Linked DNA regions of Homo sapiens: region 2 is linked to region 1. Evidence: chromatin loops called from intact Hi-C (ENCODE). Cell type or tissue: heart left ventricle. All regions are shown on one strand. Links, peaks and the distances in the headings refer to the core of each region. The heading gives the core; the rest is flanking DNA.

What was found. A loop is a pair of places that touch in the nucleus more often than their neighbours do. Peaks named below come from ENCODE experiments on the same cell type or tissue, not always from the same donor. Only the 100,000 strongest peaks of a DNase experiment are listed, where the experiment ranks them.
Region 2: a loop joins it to region 1, with 9 times the contacts of the local background. A loop is called at or near these places in 28 of 110 quality-filtered maps.

What each region holds. Positions count from the first base shown.
Region 1 is chr1:158,510,669-158,513,594 of GRCh38, reverse strand. No RefSeq gene overlaps it. Among named protein-coding and RNA genes, the nearest start is that of OR10R2, 40 kb to the right of the region's middle. In heart left ventricle, for the core only: no CTCF peak of the experiment used is centred there; no DNase peak of the experiment used is centred there.
Region 2 is chr1:159,075,868-159,078,793 of GRCh38, reverse strand. AIM2 (absent in melanoma 2) reads left to right here and starts at 2,028. Exons shown (of 6, transcript NM_004833.3): 1 at 2,028-2,161. RefSeq lists an enhancer at 1,287-1,586. In heart left ventricle, for the core only: no CTCF peak of the experiment used is centred there; a DNase peak (open chromatin) is centred at 1,453.

The DNA of each region.
Region 1 (2,926 bases), core at 150-2,649:
GGCATGTGTCTTTACAGCAGCATGATTTATAATCCTCTGGGTATATACCCAGTAATGGGATGGCTAGGTCAAATGGTATTTCCAGTTATAGATCCCTGAGGAATCGCCACACTGACTTCCACAATGGTTGAACTAGTTTACAGTTCCACCAACAGTGTGAAAGTGTTCCTATTTCTCCACATCCTCTCCAGCACCTGTTGTTTCCTGACTTTTTAATGATCGCCATTCTAACTGGTGTGAGATGGTATCTCATTGTGGTTTTGATTTGCATTTCTCTGATGGCCAGTGATGATGAGCATTTTTTCATGTGTTTTTTGGCTGCATAAATGTCTTCTTTTGAGAAGTGTCTGTTCATATCTTTGGCCCACTTTTTGATGGGGTTGTTTGGTTTCTTCTTGTAAATTTGTTGGAGTTCATTGTAGATTCTGGATATTAGCCCTTTGTCAGATGAGTAGGTTGCAAAAATTTTCTCCCATTCTGTAGGTTGCCTGTTCACTCTGATGGTGGTTTCTTTTGCTGTGCAGACGCTCTTTAGTTTAATTAGATCCCATTTGTCAATTTTGGCTTTTGTTGCCATTGTTTTTGGTGTTTTAGACATGAAGTCCTTGCCCATGCCTATGTCCTGAATGGTATTGCCTAGGTTTTCTTCTAGGGTTTTTATGGTTTTAGGACTAACATGTAAGTCTTTAATCCATCTTGAATTAATTTTTGTATAAGGTGTAAGGAAGGGATCCAGTTTCAGCTTTCTACATATGGCTAGCCAGTTTTCCCAGCACCATTTATTAAATAGGGAATCCTTTCCCCATTTCTTGTTTTTGTCAGGTTTGTCAAAGATCAGATGGTTGTAGATATGTGGCATTATTTCTGAGGGCTCTGTTTTGTTCCATTGGTCTATATCTCTGTTAAATGCACTTTTTCATATATCAGAGCATAAAGGCCTTGGAGTAATTTTGTATTCCCCATAATATCTACAAACAAATTGCTATCTAAAAGCTACTTGTTCAATTAGTTGATTATTAAATATTTTATTATATAAAGGGCATCTGTAAAAGGCATTATTTAAGCTCATTAAGGGTGTGATGGAATTTTAAGCCTCAAAAGGAAATTGATGGGAATAAAGATCCAGTTTGCAACCTACTAGATCACATTGCATATTTATGATTGTACTACCCACAATTTGATCTTTCACACGACCAAGAAGTTGTGGAATATGAACTGGATCTAGCTCTCATGAATTTCCCTACTGTGGCATTTATTTTTATTTTTACTTTTTTATCTCTCAGTCTGGCTCTTCACAATACTTTATTTATTAACTGGTGACTAACGAAAAAAATAGTACCAGTATCTTCCCTGAGGAGTGCAATTTATTTACCTCCCCAGTTGCTATCTCTGAGGCTTATGCAGTAGATTTTTTGTCCACAGAATGTTAGGATGGTGAGATTCAAAAACAGCAGAAGGTCTGTAAAGAATGGCAAGTTAATTAGACACTCATTTTTTTACCTCCTCATTGCTTGGACATTTCTAATATACCTTTGTCACCAGATAATACTCTCATGTGACATTTGAGAATGAAAAGTGAGTGAACTGTTGAAAGCTCATTCTTGACGGAAAGTTATGGGTATCTATTTTTTTCCTTTTCAGTTACCCAGAGAAGCCTTGCTTAAGGAATCAGTCTTTCTGAGATGGCTCATAGGGAAGTAATCAGTGCTATGGGCTCAATATAACATATTTCATGGCATTTGCTTGAAGCAATAGCTTATTGTAGCTCATTTGGTGAGGCTCTATTTTATCTCTCCCAAGCCCTATACTATCTTCCATTTTTTCAAGCTATCATATATTATCTCACTATCACTGAGTAACTAGATAAACAAACTAAAACTCACGGGAGAATAAGAGCATTTCTAAAATGAGCATGGTGACTGGTACTTTTCTGTTAGTAAATTCACATACTATCTTCATTCACTTTCCCACATAAAATAATCCAAACAGGGTTATTTTCTGATGTTCCCTAGAACTTAGCTATTGTAATCCAGTGAAATCTTCTAATGAGATGAGACTCAAAACTTAATGTTATCACAACCATTTCTATATTGAAATAACACTATTCTATTCCTTTCTACTATTGACCTCTCAAGGCCCCAAACTCTGTTTACCTACCTGCTCTTCTGATAATTCTGAGAAGCATCGCCCAAAGCATCATTGGAAAACTTTTCATTAGTCTCTTATTAGCTAGGGCCCCAAAATGTTGCTTGGTACTTATACTTTCCAAAACTCCAGGGAGTCATTATTGCAATATTATTTTTGGCACAGTTCCGTACTTCTCTCACTTAGCAAAGAGGATGCAGAGAACACCACAGATCCAAAATCTCACAGGTCTAATAGAAACAAATAATAAAATAAAAAAACAGAAGGTGGGGCACAGCGGCTCATGCGTGTAATCCCAGCACTCTGGGAGGCCGAGGCAGGTGGATCGTCTGAGGTAAGGAGTTTGAGACCAACCTGGCCAACATGGCGAAACCCGATCTCTGCTAAAAACACAAAAATTACCCGGGCATGGTGGCAGGTGCCTGTAATCCTAGTTACTCAGGAGGCTGAGGCAGGAGAATCACTCGAACTCAGGAGACGGAGGTTGCAGTGAGCCAAAATTGTGCCTCTGCACTCCAGCCTGTGTAATAAAATGAGACTCTGTCTCAAAAAAAGAAAAATGGAAAAAAATGGCATTGATAATTAGTTGATCATCTCTTCCAAGTTCCCTGGTGTCTCTTAGAGGCTGAAAGCTATTGTAAATTAAGGAAGTACAAGTATATATGGAAAAACCACATTATAGGAGATAATTTAGGCCTGTCTTTTACAAGGCCTTTTTTAGTGAAGGAGAAGCTCTTTTTTCCCTTAGACTTCATCAGGACAAAGTCTTGCTTTATCATTG
Region 2 (2,926 bases), core at 241-2,740, 570 kb before region 1:
AGGAAAGGGCTTGGGGATCCCACTTTTCTCCGTGAGACTGTTAACAAACCTCCTTTTTCAGCACAGTTGCCTCCTTTCCCTTCTGTGTCTTGTGTCACCAAGTTGGGTATCTCTCTGATTAAATTTCTTGGTAAAACAAAGCTGGACGATGAGTACTTGTCTCTCTGCCCCAGGTGCAGCAGTGTACCTGCTCCTCATTGAGACCACTTCCCAGCTTAATCACTTAACTCACCTTTTACAGGACCTGAAGCCTCAAATCAGTACGCCTCTCTGGGGTTGGTGCTTGTTGGGTTCTTCCTCAACAGGGAGCTTTCTCTCGTTTACTCAGTAGGTTACCAAATTCATACACTTCACATCTTTTTAATTCTTACATATTGTTCTCTTTGGTGTTCTTTCGCCTTGTGTGATCCACTCATTCATGCATTCACTCATTCAACGAATATTTTCTGAACACCTTCTCTGTGCCTGGCACTGTGTCAGGTGAAGTGGATGCAGTGAGCCAGTGGGCAGAAATCTCTTCCCTCATGTGCCTTACATTTTAGGAGCATGAGGCAGAGAATAAACAAACAAATGACATATACCGTATGTCAGATGATGGTCAGTAACACGTGTGGGAAAAGATAATGTGGGGAAGAGGTAGAGAACATGCTGGTCAGAGAAGCCCCACAGATAAGGTGCTATTTGAGCTGAAAGCTGGCAAAAGTGTAGAAACAAGCCTTGCAGTAGAAAGTGAAGGAGGTCCTGCAGCTCTGGGCTGATTACCTGGGCATGGTTAGGTGCTCTTCCTCTGCTCCTTGAGCATCTTGAGCATGCTTTAATTATAACACTTATCATCATGTCCTATTGTGATTATTAAATCACATGTCTGTTTTCATGACTTGGCAGAGCCGCTCAACATCTGGAACTTTGTCTTACTAACTTTTATATTCTCAGAATCTAATACATCATATTAGATGTTCAGTGCATAATTGTTAATTCAATGAATAAGAAAGGAAAACCTCAAGTAAATTGCTGACTAGAATCAAGCCCTCAAGCTCTGAATTTAGGGTTAGGAGCCTGGGTTAGGAAGAAAGACTGTATATATGCTTTTGAGGCAAGCAGTCAGTGAGGGAATGAGGCATGATTACTTGCAGGTGGCTACAAGCAATAAAAATGCGGTCAAAAAGGTTAGCAGAGGGATTGCCCCACTAGTAGATAGGAACTGTTACAACAGCCTGTGACAATGAAGACAGATTGCAAACTTCCTACTTAGGCACAGATGAGAATGTAACACAGAAGAAACTGGCCGCAACTGGTTAAAGCCAAGATGGTCGAAAACTTGGCTGACTGCTGACCCTTAGCTTCATTATGCCCTTAATATCATAAAACTTCCATGGGGAAATTCCCACTCCCATCATGCACCTGACGCCATGACAGTTCCGGATTAACCATCTTTAGTCAAGAAAAGGGTGGCACCCCGATTCCGGGAATTGCCCGCCCATTTCCCAGAAAACCCCTCCCCTTGATTACAGAGTACTCCATACCTTCATTGTGCTTATTCATATAGTACGTGAACCACATTGCCTGTGACTCAAATCTTTGAGTGCCTGCACTCCTCCCTTGAGGGTGTCGTTGGTTTTGCTCCACAATAAAATGTCTATACTTTCGCTTGGGTCTCATTTTCAGATTCTCTTATGCTTTGAAGACAAGAACCTGCACTGCCCTACTGGCAACACTTTTAGATACCCTCTGAGATCAGTGTGCTTGTTTATACCAGAAAAATGTCATCACCAGGCCCCTTAGTCACAAAGTGTATCAAGAAGTCATCTGCGGTCATTTTTTACAGTTTCTAGGCCACTTTCTGTTTCCAATCAGTGTAGTTCCTATGTGGCATGACTCAGATACAAGTTTCTATAGACATTTTCTTCTGTGGCTGCTAGTGAGAACCCAAACCAGCTCAGCCAATTAGAGCTCCAGTTGTCACTCCTACCCACACTGGGCCTGGGGGTGAAGGGAAGTGTTTATTAGGGGTACATGTGAAGCCGTCCAGAAGTGTCAGAGTCTTTGTAGCTTTGAAAGTCACCTAGGTTATTTGGGCATGCTCTCCTGAGTCCTCTGCTAGTTAAGCTCTCTGAAAAGAAGGTGGCAGACCCGGTTTGCTGATCGCCCCAGGGATCAGGAGGTAAGCACCATAGAGGAGCTGGGTTAGAGACGAGAGACTTAACCGTTTCTCTGCTGAAAAAGACAACTGAGGAAAGGCCAGCCATGCTGTGCACACCTCTGAGAACCTGAACCTGCAAACATGGACATCAGCTCTGAAAGGATGGGTTCATTTCTCTTTTATTCACTTTAGCCATGTCCTCTGGTGTCTCTGAGCTGGTGTTCCTTAAGCTTCGGCTTCCTTTGGGGTTTGTCTATCAGCCTATTTGTAAGGCTGACTTTTATGCCAATAGCAAATACAAGCATTTTTTAAGTTAACAGATATTATGAAGTAAAATGCAAGTTTTTCATTTATAAGGCAACATAACTTCAGAGAAAAAACTGAGTCAATCACATAAAATGTGATTAAAATGTGATTGTTATTATATAAGAGGGTTATAGGAAGATTAGCTTCTTATGGACAAGTAGAAAAGTAGGAATCATCCAAGCTGATTGTCACAGTAGATATTCAACAAAGGTAGTGTCCTTCCTTGCTTTCATCAGTAGGATGGGGGCATTTGGATGGCTTTATCATTGCAAATATTTTTAATGTATTCCTTATTTTGAAAATGGTCCTGATAATAGTTTTAATTTTCACTCATGAACTCTACATGTATAAGTAGAGTTTCTCCAGCGCTTACCAACATATAGGAAAAAACATTATAAGGCCATTAACAGTGATAGTTTAGAATTTATTAACATTGACTCTACTGATGGGGGTATTCAAGCTTCCCTAAAATTCACAATC